Regions from separate parts of the Homo sapiens genome. Here region 1 is linked to region 2. A link is an interaction called in ENCODE POLR2A ChIA-PET data of the cell type or tissue named here. Cell type or tissue: OCI-LY7. All regions are shown on one strand. Each heading gives the region's core, and the rest is flanking DNA. Links, peaks and the distances in the headings are about the cores only.

Region 1 (8,815 bases), core at 3,125-7,124, 260 kb after region 2:
ATTCAGATTTTATTATTTTTGTTTTTTTGTTTTTTAATAGAGATGGGGTTTCACCATATTGCCTAGGCTGGTCTTATACTCCCAAGCTCAAGCAATACACCCACCTAGGCCTCCCAAAGGGCTGGGATTATAGGCATGAGCCACTGCGCCTGGTTATATTGAGATTTTAAAATGTGGCCGGGTGCGGTGGCTCAGGCCTGTAATCCCAGCACTTTGGGAGGCCTAGGTGGGCGGATCACTTGAGGTCAGGAGTTCAAGACCAGCCTGGCCAACATGGTGAAACACCGTCTCTACTAAAAATACAAAAATTAGCTGGGTATGGTGGCACGCGCCTGTAATCCCAGTTACTCAGGAGGCTTAGGCATGAGAGTTTCTTGAACCCAGGCGGCGGACGTTGCAGTTAGCCGAGATCACGCCACTGCACTCCAGCCTGGGCAATAGAGCAAGACTCTGTCTCAAAAAAAAAAAAAAAAAAAAAAAAAGATTTAAAAATGTACCTGGGGACCAGGCACAGTGGCTCATGCTTGTAATCCCAGCATTTTGGGAGGCCAAGGCAGGCGGATCACTTGAGGCTAGGAGTTTGAGACCAGCCTGACCAACATGGCGAAACCCCATCTCTACTAAAAATACAAAAATTAGCCAGGCACAGTGGTGCTCACCTGTAATCCTAGCTACTCGGGAGGCTGAGGTACAAGAATCGCTGGAACCCGGGAGGCAGAAGGTTGCCATGAGCCTTGATGGCGCCACTGCACTCCACCCTGGGCAACAGAGTGAGACTGTCTTAAAAAAAAAAAAATTAAATAGCAAAAGAAGTACCTGGGTTTCTTTTTTTTAGGCTTAAAAGGAAAACAAAATTGTTGATTAATAATTTTAAAAAATACTATTATATATTGAGTCATGTGTCTACTTTCAATATTTGCCATAATAGAATTATTTATTATTAGGAAGTTGACTGCAAAACTTCTCTCATTATTATTATTATTATTTTTTTGAGATGGAGTCTAACTCTGTCCCCCTGGCTGGAGAACAGTGGCACCATCTCAGCTCACTGCAACCTCCGCCCTCTGGGTTTCAGCGATTCTTCTGCCTCAGCCTCCCGAGTAGCTGGGATTACAGGTGTCCACCACTATGCCCAGCTAAATTTTTGTATTTTTAGTAGAGATGGGGTTTCACCATGTTGGCCAGGCTTGTCTCGAACTCCTGACTTCATGATTTGCCCGCCTCAGCCTCCCAAAGTGCTCAGATTACAGGCATGAGCCACCGCGCCCAGCATTTTTTTTTTTTTTTTTTTTTTTCTGAGACGGAGTCTCACTCTGTGACCCAGGCTGCTGGAGTAAAATAGTGTGATCTCGGTTCACTGCAACCTTCGCTTCCAAGGGCTCAGACAATTCTCCCACCTCAACCTCCCGAGTAGGTGGGACTACAGGCACGCACCACCACGCCTGCCTAATTTTTGTGTATTTTGGTAGAGACAGGGTTTCACCATATTGGCCAAGCTGGTCTCGAACTCCTGACCTCAAGCAATCCACCTACCTGGGGCTCCCAAAGTGCTGGGATTACAGGCATGAGCCACCACACCCGGCCATCTCATTATTATTATTATTATTAATTATTATTATTATTATTTTGAGATGGAGCCTTGCTGGAGTGCAGTCGCATGATCTCAGCTCACTGCCACCTCCACCTCCCAGGTTCACGTGATTCTCCTGCCTCGGCCTTCCTGAGTAGCTGGGATTACAGGCGCGCACCACCATGCCCAGCTAATTTTTTGTATTTTTTAGTAGAGACGGGGTTTCACTATGTCAGCCAGGCTGGTTTCAAACTCCTGACCTCAAGTGATCCACCAACTGAGCTCGGCCTCCCAAAGTGCTGGGATTACAGGCATAAGCCACGGCGCTTGGCCCTCTCCTTATTTTTTTGACTTCAAAGCAGATCCTGTTTATTTTTATTTTGAAAGCATTTAAATACTTCATTGTTTTGTTTTTATCTACCTGCTAGAGAAAAATGTTTTGTTTTATATTATATTTATCACAGTATAGCAGTTCTTAAGAAATACCATGTGACTGATTTAGATAGGTGTCATGCTCTGGCTGTGAAAAAAAATGTTTTGGGATTAATGCAAGTGTCATTCAGTAACATTGCCACAACAAACAAAAAAGCTTCCTGTTCTGAGCTGGATGTTTTCTTTCTTTCTGATTTCCTCTTTGCAATATATTAAATAAGTAAATAGAATTCTAGAAAATGGGCCGGGCGTGGTGTCTTACACCTGTAATCCCAGCACTTTGGAAGGCCAAGGCAGGCAGATCACCTGAGGCCAGGAGTTCGAGACCAGCCTGGCCAACATGGTGAAACCCCGTCTCTACTAAAAATACAAAACTTAGCCAGGCGTGGTGGTGAACGCCTGTAATCCCAGCTACTCAAGAGGCTGAGGTGGGAGAATCGCTTGAACCCAGGAGGCAGAGGTTGCATTGAGCCGAGATTGCACCATTGCACTCCAGCCTGGGCGACAGAGAGAGACTCTGTCTCAAAAAAAGAAAAAAAGAAAAAAGAAAATGACCCTTGGGTTAAAAACACAGCCTAGGCCGGGCGCGGTGGCTCACGCCTGTAATCCCAGCACTTTGGGAGGCCGAGGCAGACAGATCTACTAAAAAATACAAAAAATTAGCTGGGCGTGATGGCGGGTGCCTGTAGTCCCAGCTACTCAGGAGGCTGAGGCAGGAGAATGGGGTGAACCCGGGAGGTGGAGCTTGCAGTGAGCTGAGATCATGCCAGTGCACTCCAGCGTGGGTGACAGAGTGAGACTCCATCTCAAAAAAAAAAAAAAATTATATTCTCATAAGAACATCCTAAAAATGGGCTAACTGATATGATTACTATCATTAAGTAATATGAATGATATTCTTCTGGCTAACTCTCAGAAAATTGTATTTATTTTTATTTCAAAAATAACATGTTTTATAGAGAACCTCTGCAAAATATAGAAAAGAACAAATAAGAAAGCTAAATCATGAGTTAGCTTTAAACACTACAAATTACTTGTGTTAAGCTATTATGACTAATAGGAAGATTCCTGTAGTTAAAACTGGTTTTAAGTTATCAATATATGCTGGTAAGAGGGAAACTTTACTCAAATATTGTTTGTGCAGATTCCTTGGTATTTTTCATCCCAGAAAGAACTGTTGTGGCTCTAGTCACAACAGATTTGAATCTTGAAAATTATGCATTGCACCTACCTAAGTGCTCGCTGCATGACTTAGTGCCATCTACCATTAAGATCTGAAACCACAAAATTTTCTTCTGTTTATTGTGCCATTGGGAATTGATAATAGACATTTTTGTTTTTTGTTACACTGGGAATTGATAATAGACATGATTTTTACTGTTCCCCAAAGGAATTATTTTACAAAATAAATAGTTTCCAATATATCAGGATTCTACTTTTCCCCTTGTATTTGTATGATAAAGTTTAATAGTTGCTAGTTCCTGGTGCACAGTGTAAATAATCCATCCTCTAATCTACTTTGTCCCTTTCATATAAAGATGTAAGATAAAACATAATGTATACATTTTGCACTAAGCCAGAAGCACTCAATCTATATTTGATGAAAAAGTGATATTTACTAATTTGGCTCAAATTATGCAGATCATACATTGACTAATTAGCTCGTGGATATTTAGTCTTCATTTAACTAAGAGAGAGTTTGCATTTTGTTTGCTATTCCAGCAAAGTCTGGTAATCCTTGTGATTAAAGAAACATGATTTATGTTTGCTGTGGAGAAACATGATCATCCTGGCTACTATGAATCACTCTGGAAACATCCCATCTGTTTCCCAATTACTCAGCTCAGACCATTAGATCAAATTCAGTTCAGTTCAACAAACACGAAGCACCTTTCTTAGGCTCAAAAAGCTTTCCATGATATAGGGAAGGCAAGCAAGCACATAAACAAATAATTATGATGTAATACAATGTGATAAATACAACCATATGTTACTACTAGATTTAGAAGAGGGAGTGCTTAACTTTGGAGTTGAAATGGGCTTGGAGAAGGCCTTCCAGAAGTAATGTTTGAGCTGGGTTGTAAAGGATGATAGAGTTCACCAGAAATCTGTATGAAAGGATTGTCCTAGAGAAAAAAAAAAACCGCAGATGCCTTGCAAATGTTTCATTACAGCTGCTATTGAGTCAAGCGTGAGGCACTGTGATGAGAGAAGTGCAGGAGAGGTGGGTATGAGCTAGATCATTGAGGGCATTGGATACCATGTGAAATTTTGTGCTAAGGAGCTGGTGCAGGGTTTTAAGCAAAGGAGTGGTATGATCTTTCTGAAACACAAACCTGATTGTTTTATGACCATGATAAGAATATGTGTAAGGAGAAAGAAATTGGAGGCGATTAAGATGCCTAAATCAAGGCAGTGGCAAATACATTTGGGGTAGGTGGATTTGAGAGGTATGTAGGAGAAATGACAGGACTTGATTAATTTCAAAATTAAATGAAAGAATGCAGAGCTTTAATAATTATTTGGAAAATATTGACTATATTTTTAGTATTGTAGACATTTAGGATCATTTAAGCTTCAGAATTGGCTCAGGAAATTTATAAATGTGGAAAGAAAAATATATTAAAAACATTTTTTTTTTTTTGAGATGGAGTCTCGCTCTTTTGCCCAGGCTGGACTGCAGTGGTGCTATCTCGGCTTACTGCAAGCTCCACCTCCCGGGTTCATGCTATTCTCCTGCCTCAGCCTCCTGAGTAGCTGGGATTACAGGCGCCCGCCACCGCACCCGGCTAATTTTTTGTATTTTTAGTAGAGACGGGGTTTCACCGTGTTAGCCAAGATGGTCTCGATCTCCTGACCTCATGATCCACCCGCCTCGGCCTCCCAAAGTGCTGGGATTACAGGCGTGAGCCACCATGCCCGGCATTAAAAACATTTTTAATGAAGATAACATTTTGATAGCATGAAATAAATCATTGACTAGGAAAATCATGTGTCGTATCTGAATTTAGATTTGTAAGCCGCTTTGCAGCAACATGTAACAATGGTTTCAATAGATAAGAAATTTTTAAAACTACCATAACTATAGCATCTTTGAAATGGAATATCCTATAGTTTAAAAAGTCATGGTTATATTTTCTGTTATTCTATGCTTTTGCTTTTACTGTAAAACTTGTCTGTCCACATATAAGCCATGGCCAAATTCCTCTATCAAATTTTTTTATGCATTTTTAATATCATGGAGATTAATACAGATTCTACATTGAGATGAATACTAAATTTAACTAGCATATTGTCAGCATTTCCCCATCTGGTGGAATTTTCAGAAACTTGATTTTTTTTTTTTTTTTTTTGAGACGGAGTCTTGCTCTGTCACCCAGGCTGGAGTGCAGTGTCCTGCTCTTGGCTCACTGCGACCTCCATCTCCCAGATGCAAGTGATTCTCCTCCCTCAGCCTTCCAAGTAGGTGAGATTACAGGCATCCACCATGATGCCCAGCTAATTTTTGTATTTTTAGTAGAGACGGGGTTTCACCATATTGACCAGGCTGGTCTCGAACTCTGACCTCAAGTAATCCACCTGCCTTGGCCTCCCAAAGTGCTGAGATTACAGGCACAAGCCGCCACACCCAGCCCCTGTATCAAATATTTTAGAAAGAAATTAATTTAGCAATGTTCTTTTATCACACAATCTGCTCGTTAGAGAAAACCTGGCCTACTCTTCGCTGGTGATAGAAAATGGAATTTTCAGGTCATTTAAAAGATCACGTTCTATTAAAGATGATTTTTAATCCTCACTAGTAAATACAAGCTATTTATAAACACAATGTTTACAACACAATGTTTATAAATACACAATTCCTTTCGCAAGTACCATCCAGAATCAAAGATTCCTCTTTTTTACCTCCTTGTAATTAACCATATTGTTTTTTCATCTTGCTTTTATGATAAATAAGTTCACTTTTCTGAGAGGCCTTGCACTCATCAGGAACCATTTATTGAGTGTCTATTTGTAGAACACTGTCCTGGTCATCCTGAGAAATAAACTTCTCAAGGGCACTTTTATAATCCAGTTGCAGAGACAAAATAGACCTGTAAACTAATAAGTATACAGTGATAAGCAATTGAATAAGCAGTAACGGAATGCAAGAAAAAAAACGGATCCAAAAGAGAAAAGATTTTCTAGAAGTGAGTTTTATTTTATTATTTATTTATTTTTTGAAACAGGGTCTTGCTCTGTCACTCAGGCCAGAGTGTAGTTGTGCCATCACAGCTCACTGCAACCTAAAACTGGGATCAAGTGATCCTCCCACCTCAGCCTCCTGAGTAGCTAGGACTATAAGTCCACCACTATGCCTGGCTAATTTTATATTTTATTTTTTTAGAGATGGGGTCTCACTTTGTTGCCCAGGCTGGTCTTGAACTCCTGGGCTCAAGCAATCCTCCTACCTCAGCCTCCCAAAGTGCTGGGATTATAGGCATGAGCCACCGCACCCAGCCTAGAAGTGAGTGTTAAACAGCACTTAGAGGAAATAAATGGCATTTCTCTTCAAATATCGAGTATTTATTTATTTACTTATTTATTTATTGAGACAGAGTCTCACTCTGTCCCCCAGGCTGGAGTGCAGTGGCTACATCTTGGTTCATTGCAAACTCTGTCCCCCAGGTTCAAGCGATTCTCATGCCTCACCGTCCCAAGTAGCTGGGACCACAGGCGTGCACCACCACGCCCAGCTGATTTTTGTATTTTTAGTAGAGACAGAGTTTTGCCATGTTGGCCAGGCTGGTCTTGAACTCCTGGCCTCAAGTGATCCACCCACCTTGGCCTCCCAAAGAGCTGGCATTACAGGCATGAGCCACTGAGCCCAGCCTAGAATTGTTATTTGAAATGTTCCAACAGGCTTTCTTCACTAAGAATCTCCTTAATATCAAGAACAAAAAGGGCCTTTTTATCACCACTTCCATTAAATCATTTGGGAGAAGGCCTAGGGCCAAAGTAAAAACCAACTGGGAGCTCTGTGTTCCACATGGGTATTGTCATGGAGGCATGAGTTTCTACAGGCCTTCCTAACCTTTTTCCAAAGATTCTTTGGGCATCTGGTAAAGACTACGAACTCCTCTTCAGAGTAATGTTTTTGAATAATATACATTTTTTACATTAAAAATAGTGTTGCTTAGTGCAACACTATTCTCCAGCGTTGGTGACAGAGTGAGACCCCTTCTCTTAAAAAATAAATAAGCACTTTTTAAATAGATAAATGAAAAAAAAACTGATTCTCTGCTTATCTTGAAAAAAAAAAGCACCTTTAAACTGATTTATTTTGTCTTAAGCACATTAACATACCATCAAGTTTATAACCCTGGAAATAGAGCTTGGAAATCAGTAGCATACAGTTAAAACCATGGAGCATCAATAAGACGCCCAGCAAAAATTTGTGAGTATCGTAGAAGAAGAGAAACAGTCCAAGAGTGGGCAAAGGAAGAGAAGCCTAGAAAAAGGAAAGAATTGTCAAAGAGGTAGGAGGAGAACATACCTTCTGTGATGTTACAAAGCAGAGGGTGCCAAATGCTGCAGAGATGTCACATATAATGGGGACAAAAAAATAATACACTGAATTTGGCCCTATGAAGGTCAGTGACCTTTCCTGTGGCATTTTCAGCAGGTGAAGGGCAGATACCAAATGGAAATGGCTTGAAGACTGAATAAGAGATGAAGCAGAACAGTGTGGTATAAACCAGTGCTTTTCAAACGTCTATGATGAAGCACATATTTAATTTTCAATCTGTCATAGATTGACAACAGGGTCCTACTGTTCATGACTAGTATGCAGCTTGCACCAGATGCAATGCATCCCTAGAGCTGGGCAACAACCAGATTGGTCTATAGTCTGTTCAACCTGACAAGTCCACTGGTTCCAGGTTTGGATGTCATGGCCAGGTCAAATGGCTGTAAAAGTTTCTAAATGCTTATTGTCAACTCTGTACAGTAGGAGAGGTTTTATTTTAAGAAGTTTATCTGTTGGGTTTCTTTGTTTTGTTTTGAGATGGAGTCTTGTTCTGTCGCCCAGGCTGGAGTGCAGTGGTGCAATCTTGGCTCACTGCAACCTCCGCCTCCCGGGTTCAAGCGATTCTCCTGCCTCAGCCTCCTGGGTAGCTGGGATTACAGGCACGTGCCACCACACCTGGCTAATTTTGTATTTTTAGTAGAGATGGGGTTTCTCCATGTTGGTCAGGCTGGTCTTGAACTCCCGACCTCAGGTGATCCGCCCGCCTCGGCCTCCCGAAGAATTTTTGTATTTTTAGTAGAGATGGGGTTTCACCATGTTGGCCAGGCTGGTCTCGAACTCCTGACCTCAGGTGATCCACCCGCCTCGGCCTCCCAAAGTCCTGGGATTGAAGGCATGAGCCACCGCGCCCCGCCAATAAGCTTATCTGTTAGGGAAGAGAGAGCAACAGGTACTCTCCAGGGCCTTGGAAGGAAGAGAGGTTTCTTTTTTCTTTTCTTTTCTTTTTTTTTTTTTTTTGAGATGGTGTTTTGCTCTGTCGCCCAGGCTGGAATGCAGTGGCACAATCTCGGCTCACTGAAACCTCCACCTCCTGTATTAAAGTAATTCTCCTGCTTCAGCCTCACAAGTAGCTGGGACTACAGGTGTGCACCACTATGCCCGGCTAATTTTTGTATTTTTAGTAGAGCTGGGGTTTCTTTCTTTTTTTCTTTTTGAGACAGTTTCACTTTTGTTGCCCAGACTGGAGTGCAATGGCATAATCTTGGCTCACTGCAACCTCCGCCTCCTGGGTTCAAGCGATTCTCCTG
Region 2 (8,815 bases), core at 1,833-5,832:
GAATCTGAAACAGTTATCACCATAAGGGACTTTCCCCCTCTCTGTCACAAGGGGCATGTCTAGCTACAAGACTGTAGTGGTGACTCTGTAACCCAAAGAAGCACTAGTGTGGCAAAGAGGATAGAGAAGATGAGGATCCTAGGGAGATAACGACTACACTGCTTACAGCCCAACCCCCAAGAATGACTCCAGAGGCCTAGTTACACCTTTTATTCTCTTCTAAGGGATAGGCCTACCTGCTTCTGTTTTACTTTTCACCCTCTGTTACTTAGGACCAAGGTTTCTCCCCTTCCTGATCATTATTACATAGAACATAAGATAAGTCTTTGGGTTACCTACATATCAGAAGAAAACCAGACTCAGGCTATCTCAGATATTTCATGACAGAAACTAGGATGAGAAGATAGATTACCAGGCTAGAAATGGTGGCAGTTAAACTAAGTGGGATAAAAGCAATTTATGGGTGTATGTGAATCTTTCACACCACTCCTCTCTTGCCCTCCAGAATCTATTCCAGGTTGATGAGGGCTGCCACTCTGTATAGCTCCAGAGCCAGTCATACATTTCGTAGTCTACAGTCTATGCAGCAATACATAGTACTTCTGTGGTTAGTTCTGGTGTAAGGTGAGAAAGCCGGATGGTATGGAAGTTATGACGCTGTCCCAGGCACAACAGGCCATAGGAAGTAGAGAAAGGAAAAAAACCCAGGACTCTAAAGCAGCAGCAAGAAGGAAATGAGGGGCACAGGAATAGAGACGGTCTTCTAAGTAGTTGTTCCCTAAAGGCCTCTTAAATGTCAGACTTAATATTTGTTCTAAGTCAGAGTGGATGAGTAAAAAATTATCACACGAATTTTTTCCAAATAACTTCTGGATGATTTTCATTGATTAAGGAACAAAAACATGAAATATACTTTACAGATGAAATATAGATGAAAGAATTAGAAGTCCAGAATGCAATTACTTATACCCAAGCAAAATTTGATGTTCACTCTTCTAATTCTCTGGGATTTATTTCTCATTACTTCTCTCTCATGGAAATGAAATTCATTTATCATCATGTACTCTCTGACATATCAGGAAAGGTGTTGGTTGACATCAGCTCCAGGCCTAGCATAGTCCTTTATGGGGTACTGTCCAGCTTGCAGACATCAACATTTGGAAAGCATTTTCTTCTGCTAGCAACAGCTTTGCCTGTCACCATCCAAGGTGACAGTGTGGCTTTATTTATTAAAGTAAAAGAATAATAAGTTATGACATAGGTAGACACTTATATTCTAGTTTATGATGACAATGGAATTTGGGATTTCAAAGACCACGTGTCTGATTTCCTTTACTACTTTGTCTCTGCAATGCAAATTAAGGAATATCAACAAAACAGAAGTGTATGACTCTTTCTTGTAACACTTTGCTATTTTATCAGTCACTACTGCCTTCTAACCCCTTTTTTTGGTACTGTACCGAAATAGTATGTTGAACTTTGATAAGAGCTTTTATAAAGCTGACAAATTTACTTGACCTAGGATATTACTGTATGGCCATAAGCAAACCACTTAACACCTCTAGGCCTCTAGTTCCTCATTTTAAATGAGCAAACTAAATGCTATCCAAGGACACATCTTGCTCCAGTTTTTTGTGATCCTAAGTTTGAATGCTTGTTTCTAAAACATCACTTCAGTGTGGGTTTTTTAAAATTAAATCATGAGTGTTTATTTCTTATGATCTTAAATGGTTTTACCAAAATCTGAAATAGGATTTCTGGTTGTCATTAGTAGATTTATTAAAACATGTGGCCGACTGGGCATGGTGGCTCATGCCTGTAATCCCAGCACTTTGGGAGGCCAAGGCTGGAGGATCACTTGAGCCCAGGAATTCGAGACCAACCTGGGCAACATGGTGAAACTCGGTCTCTCCAAAACAATACAAAAATTAGCCAGGCATGGTGGTGTGCACTCCTCTTCCCAGCTATTTGGGAGGCTGAGTTCAGAGGATCACCTGAGCCTAGGGAAGATGAGAGTGCAGTGAGCTGTGATTATGCTACTGCATTCCAGCCTAGGCAGCAGAGTGACACCCTGTCTCAAAAAATAAAGGAAACCCATCTTTAAAAATATAACTATTTTAGATAATGGGAATTAATAAACTATAATCAAGGCTCTGATCAGTAAGAGCCTTTTTCAGTTCAGGAAGTTGTAAGTTTTACATAAACTACAAGATATTACTTTCATTTTATTTTTACTTTATCAAATTATTTTTATTTATATGTTTTGAGACAGAGTCTCACTCCGTTGCCCAGGCTGGAGTTCAGTGGCGTGATTTTGGCTCACTGAAACCACTGCATCCCGGATTCAAGCAATTCTCTTGCCTCAGCCTCCCGAGTAGTGGAGACTGCAGGTGCCCACCACCACGCCTGGCTAATTTTTTGAATTTTTAATAGAGTCGGGGTTTCGCCACCTTTGCCAGGCTGGTCTGGAATTCCTGACCTCAGGTGATCCACCTGCCTTGGCCTCCCAAAGTGCTGGGATTACAGGTGTGAGCCACCATGCCTGGCCAAACTATATTTTTTAAAGCTTGATTTTTAAAATTTCAAGTAGAAATAAATCCATGGGTAAGAGTTCATTCATTTGCATCATAGCGTATCTTCCTATTTTAGGGTTATCTTTCCAGTTCAGCAGTGCAACTCTATGGAGTAGAATTGAAAGGAGACTTTTCGCCAATTGCAGGAAATGGTCATAAAAAAATACCTGCTCACTGACAGAATAAAGGTACCTTTTAACTTAGTCAAATCTCTTTTGCATTGTTTTCCAATCTGTTCTTGGTTGCCATTGTATAGAAACAGATTGAATTCTCTTAAATATTTTAAAACATTAATAGAGATGAATTGTTGTAATTATATCCTATTCACATATTTCTCTCTTCCCTGATTTTATTGGAAAGTAAAATTTTTTGAATTGTCTTCCTACCAGATACAGTTTTGGTAGCAGCATTTTTGAATCTCTAGAGGTTGGTTAGAAGTGTATTTAATTAATCTGTGAATGTCAAAAATACATAAAGGCCTAAGTAATGCTCACAATACCTCTTTTTCAGCAGGTATCGTGTATGCCACAGAATAGCAGTTCATGGGGGAATGATGCCATAGGTTAGGCTACAACAGAGGTTTTCTATTTTTCCCGTACTTAAGAAGAAAAATAACAAAAAAGGAGAAAGGAATTTTTTTGGTTAATGCAGTAATCTTTATCATTTCACTAATAGTTCTGTACTTCTGATGGCAATGCAGAGAAATACCGAGTATCTCTGATGTTAAGTGCAATCTAATGTGGAAAGATGTACCTCAGTAAGATTAAGGATGTAGTCTTCCACCACCCCGCCCCCTTTTTTTTTTTTTTTTTGAGATAGAGTTTCGCTCTGTCGCCCAGGCTGGAGTGCAGTGGCCCAATCTTGGCTCACTGCAACCTCCACCTCCTCGGTTCAAGTGATTCTCCTGCCTCAGCCTCCCGAGTAGCTGGAACTACAGGAGCCCACCACCATGCCCGGCTAGTTTTTTGTATTTTTAGTAGAGACGGAGTTTCACTGTGTTAGCTAGGATGGCCTCGATCTCCTGACCTCGTGATCCGCCCGCCTCGGCCTCCCAAAGTGCTGGGATTACAGGCGTGAGCCACCGCACCCGGCCTCCCCTTTTTTACAGAAGAAAATTATTTCATTCCCTCCTCTTTCCCACCTCTCTCTCTCCCTGACTTGCTCATATTAGAGATAGAGGCAAATGATCAGAGTAAATTCGTTGTCCAATAGTAAGTTCATGGTATTTTCTCACTATCCCATATGTAGTGAACAATAATACCTTGCTCTTGCACAAGAATCACATAACTAATAGAATCAATATAATTGAAAATTGATATTTAAAAATTATGAACTCTTAAAAATCATGGTTTATAAATGGATAACCAAGTAATTTTTGTTGGTTTCTTTTTAAAGAAGATAATAAAGGTGTACAAAATACATATTTACTTACTTTTTTTTTTTTTTTTTGAGATGGAGTGTCACTCTGTCACCCTGACTAGAGTGCAGTGGCACGATCTCGGCTCACTGAAACCTCCACCTTCCAGGTTCAAGCGATTCTTCTGCCTCAGCCTGCTGAGCAGCTGGGACTACAGGCAAGCACCGCCACGCCCAGATCTTTTTTGTGTTTTTAGTATAGACAGGGTTTCACCATATTGGCCAGGCTGATCTCGAACTCCTGACCTCGTGATCCGCCCACCTTGGCCTCCCAAAGTTCTGGGATTACAGGCGTGAGCCACTGCCCCCAGCCTTACTTACATTTTTAAAGATGTTTTTTACCCCTTTTCAAAGGAAAATATGCAGACACACCCATCCACATACTTTCCTGGCTTGTAGCTTCTGTGGCCATCAGCAACCCGATAAAAACTTTTTGGCCAGGTGCAATGCCTCATGCCTATAATTCCAGCACCTTAGCAGGCCAAGGTGGGAGGATTGCTTGAGGCCAGGAGTTCAATACCAGCCTGAGAAACTATCTCTCCCCCACAAAAAAAAAAAAAAAAAAAAAAATTAGCCAAGTATGGTGGCACACACCAGTAAGTCCCGGCTACCTGGGAGGCTGAGGCAGGACTCCTTTAGCCCAGCAGTTTGAGGCTTCATTGAGCTACAGTCATGCCACTGCAGCCCAGCCTGGATAACAGCTAGACTTTGTCTTTTAAAAAAATAAAAACTCTGAGGCTGGCCTGGTGGCTTACACCTGTAATTCCAGCACTTTGGGAGACCAAGGCGGGCAGATCACCTGATGTCAGGAGTTTGAGACCAGCCTGGCCAATGTGGCAAAACCCCGTCTCTACTAAAAATACAAAAATTAGTCAGGTGTGGTGGCGCCTGCCCTGTAATCCCAGCTACTTGGGAGACAGAAGCAGGAGAATTGCTTGAACCCGAGGAGCGGAGGTTGCAGTGAGCTGAGATCATGCCACTGCACTCCAGCCTGAGCAACACAGCAAGACTCTGTCTCAAATAAATAAATAGATAAAACTTTTTTTATACCTTTTTTTTTTTTTTTTGAGACAGGGTCCCTCCCTGGGCTCAGACGATCCTCCCACCTTAGCCTCCCAAGTAGCTGGGACTACGGGTGTGCTCCACCAACCTGGCTAATTTTTGTGTTTTTTTTGGTAGAAACAGGGTTTCACCACATTGCCCAGGATGGTCTTGAAATCCTGAGCTCAAGCGATCTGCCCACCTTAGCCTCCCAAAGTGCTAGGATTACAGGCCTCAGTCACTGCACCTGGTTTTTTGGTTTTTTTGTTTTGTTTTTTTTTTTTTGAGACGGAGTCTCACTCTGTCGCCCAGGCTGGAGTGCAGTGGTGTGATCTCAGCTCACTGCAAGCTCTGCCTCCTGGGTTCACACCATTCTTCTGCCTCAGCCTCCCGAGCAGGTGGGACTACAAGTACCCACCACCATGCCTGGCTAATTTTTTGTATTTTTAGTAGAGACGGGTTTCACCATATTAGCCAGGATGGTCTCAATCTCCTGACCTCGTAATCCGCCCGCCTCGGCCTCCCAAAGTGCTGGGATTACAGGTGTGAGCCACCGCGCCCAGCCACACCTGGTATTTTTATACCACCTTATGACTTTTAGAAACCTTAACAGTTTCCTTCCTTAAAGCTATAAACAAATGGATTTGAGGTATCTTAAAATTAACAGAAAGGGATTCTAGGATTGTTTTTTATTGTATCTGTTGAAATCCAACTAGCCTCCAAGGTTCAATTTTTCCTTTTTCATTTGTTTTTGTTGTTGTTTCTTTCTTTCTTTTTTTTTTTTTTTTTTTTTTTTGAGACAGAGTCTTGCTCTGTCACCCAGGCTGGAGTGCGGTGGCATGATCTCAGCTTACTCCAACCTCCTCTTCCCAGGTTCAAGCAATTCTCCTGCCTCAGCCTCCCAAGTAGCTGGTATTACAGGCACATGCCACCAAGCCTGGCTAAGTTTTGTATTTTTCGTAGTGACTGGGTTTCACCATGTTGGCCAGGCTGGCCTCAAACTCCTGACCTCAAATGATCCACCCACCTTGGCCTCCCAAAGTGTTGGGATTACGGGCGTGAGCCACTGCGCCCGGCCTGTTTCATCTTTTGTACAGGGCTTTTCTCTGAATCCTTGGTTTTCTGCTCATGCTTAAGAATGAGTAACAAAAAAGCTGATTGAAGTTCTGAGTGGGGATTGTTAACTGTGGACTTCACTATTGAGTGATCTTGCTGGGTAGTTCATTAGTTGGGAAATATCTAGTGAAATATCTTAAGATCTTTCCTTTTGGGCTGATCTGATTGCCTAGAAAAAACCTTTTCAATCTTCTAGCTGAATAACAAGCTGCATACTGGGAACAGAGTGGTAGAGCAAAAGGGTTGAAGAGGCAGGGTTCTCAGCATTCTGCATGCATGTTTCCTTAATTCCTCAGTTTTCAGTACGTTACCCTTTCTTTCAGCGAGGCCTGGAATCCCCTGGTTGTCTGGTTCAACCATTTCCAGAGAATAAACCTCTATTCATTTGCTGGAGTAGGAGAAAGGGAAATAGGGATCTGACTGCGTCTTAATCTGACTTTCAGCCACATTCCCTTATTTTTAGCATTTCCCCCTACTTCACCTGGTACCACCAATTATTAGCCTTTTGGAGATTCTGTAGCATAAGTCAGATTTGAGTCTTAGCTCTCAATACTTCTATCTTTGAAATCAATTTTCTCTGGTCTCCTAAATTCCTTATCACTTCTCCTTTTGTTCTAACAACAAATTTTTATATCTGTTATTTCCTTTCCCATTCTACCCATCCTTGAAGGTTTACACCTTCTTTTAAAAACCCCTATTCTGTCATTATAATGGGGTTTCAGTAATGTACATACATGTCTCTTATCCACTGTCTTTACAGGCAAGGCCTATGGATTGAAATTCTTTTTCCCTTTTCTTCAGGCTAGAGGTAAACTTTCCCTCATTCATATCCCTGGTGTTGGCTTATTCCTTTGATGGCAGCTGTTGTATGAACTTACTAACATAGCTTTTCTAATCCCCTTACTAGATAACATATTTGAGAGTAAATATTGTGTCTCATTCATCATAGTGTATATCTCTGCATGGTATCTTGTGCATAGGAGGTGCCTATTAAATATCGGTTAAATTGATTTGAGCTACCTTGTGGCCTCTGCATTGTTAGCATTCCAGAGTTCGCCCAGAGCTATTCCTTTATGGTTTTCCTGGGACCTTAAGAGCACCTCTGTGGGCTGCCATAATTAATTGATCCACCTGATTCTCTTTTACCCTATCTGTATAGTTGTGGGATGTGGGGGAAAAGAGTGAACAGAAATGGAAAAGAAAAGGGGGGAATTGTTTGAGAGCTGTGATAGATCAGGAGGTTAATTTACATATTTCATGTATTTCATACATGTTTCAAAAGTTTGAAATGATTGACTTTTTCTTTATATTGAGTAATATGTTTACAGGCTCCAGGCCAACTTTAAATTTATTATTTTAGTATTCTTTTTTTTTTTTTTTTTTGAGACGGAGTCTCGCTCTGTTGCCCAGGCTGGAGTGCAGTGGTGTGATCTCAGCTCACTACAACCTCCACCTCCCGGGTTCAAGCAATTCTCCTGCCTCAGCCTCCTGAGTAGCTTGGACTACAGGTGCGTGCCATTACGCCCGGCTAATTTTTTTTATTTTTAGTAGAGGCAGGGTTTCACCAAGTTAGCCACACTGGTCTCGATCTCCTGACCTCAGGCAATCCGCCCGCCTTGGCCTCCCAAAGTGCTGGAATTACAGGCGTGAGCCACTGCACCAGGCCCATATTTTAGTATTCCTAACACTGAGAAAAAAGAAGGAAAATATTTAAAAATCGGACCACAGGCCAGGCATGGTAGCTCATGCCTGTAATCCCAGCACTTTGGGAGGCTGAGATGGGCTGATCACCTGAGGTTAGGAGTTCGAGACCAGCTTGGCCAACATGGTGAAACCCTGTCTCTACTAAAAAGCTCCAAAAATTAGCCAGGCGTGGTGGTGTGTGCCTGTAGTTCCAGCTACTCGAGAGGCTGAGGCAGGAGAATCGCTTGATCCCAGGAGGCGAAGGTTGCAGTGAGCCTAGATTGCGCCGTTGCACTCCAGCCTGAGTGACAGAGCAAGACTCTTTCTCAAAAAAAAAAAAACAGACCCCAAAACATTTTGAATATTATATATTTGTAAGACCGTGTGCTTATTTGAAAAGAAATCATATGATACAAAGTAAACTTTTATTTTTAAAATAAAAGTTTGTTTTGCTCTTGAGCAAATACGTTTTTTCTTACTATCTTTCCTGTTGTCTGTAAGATTTATAGATTGTAGTCTAAATTAATTTGTTTAGGTATATAGTATTGGGAGGGGTATTTAACTTCTAAGTTCAGGGATATGTGTGTAAGTTTGTTATATAGATAAAGTTGTGACATGGGGGTTTGCTGTACAGATTATTTTGTCACCCAGGTGGTAAGTGTGGTACCCTTTAGTTATTTTTTCTGATCGTCTCCCTCCTCGCAACCTCTATTCTCCAATAGGCCTCAGTATCTGTTGTTCCTCTTTATGTGTCCATGTGTTCTTATCATTTAGCTCCCACTTGTAAGTGAGAACATGTGGTATTTGGTTTTCTGTTCCTGTGTTAGTTTGTTAAGGATAATGGCCTCCAGGTCCGTCTGTGTTCCTGCAAAGGACATGATCTTGTTCTTTTCTATGGCTGCATAGTATTCCTTGGTATATATGTACCGCATTTTCTTTATCCACTCTACCATTGATGGACATTTAGGTTGATTCCATGTCTTTGC

Evidence for each region. Peaks named below come from ENCODE experiments on the same cell type or tissue, not always from the same donor. Only the 100,000 strongest peaks of a DNase experiment are listed, where the experiment ranks them.
Region 1: POLR2A ChIA-PET joins it to region 2 with 11 read pairs; 3 of 35 experiments call an interaction of 5 or more read pairs at or near these places.

The regions. Positions count from the first base shown.
Region 1 is chr14:34,695,334-34,704,148 of GRCh38, reverse strand. It overlaps LOC107984628 (a long non-coding RNA gene), which reads left to right and starts at 2,809. Exons shown (of 3, transcript XR_001750947.2): 1 at 2,809-4,226. In OCI-LY7, for the core only: no CTCF peak of the experiment used is centred there; no DNase peak of the experiment used is centred there.
Region 2 is chr14:34,957,875-34,966,689 of GRCh38, reverse strand. The region is part of intron 2 of SRP54-AS1 (SRP54 antisense RNA 1); the gene reads left to right. Among named protein-coding and RNA genes, the nearest start is that of SRP54-AS1, 20 kb to the left of the region's middle. In OCI-LY7, for the core only: no CTCF peak of the experiment used is centred there; no DNase peak of the experiment used is centred there.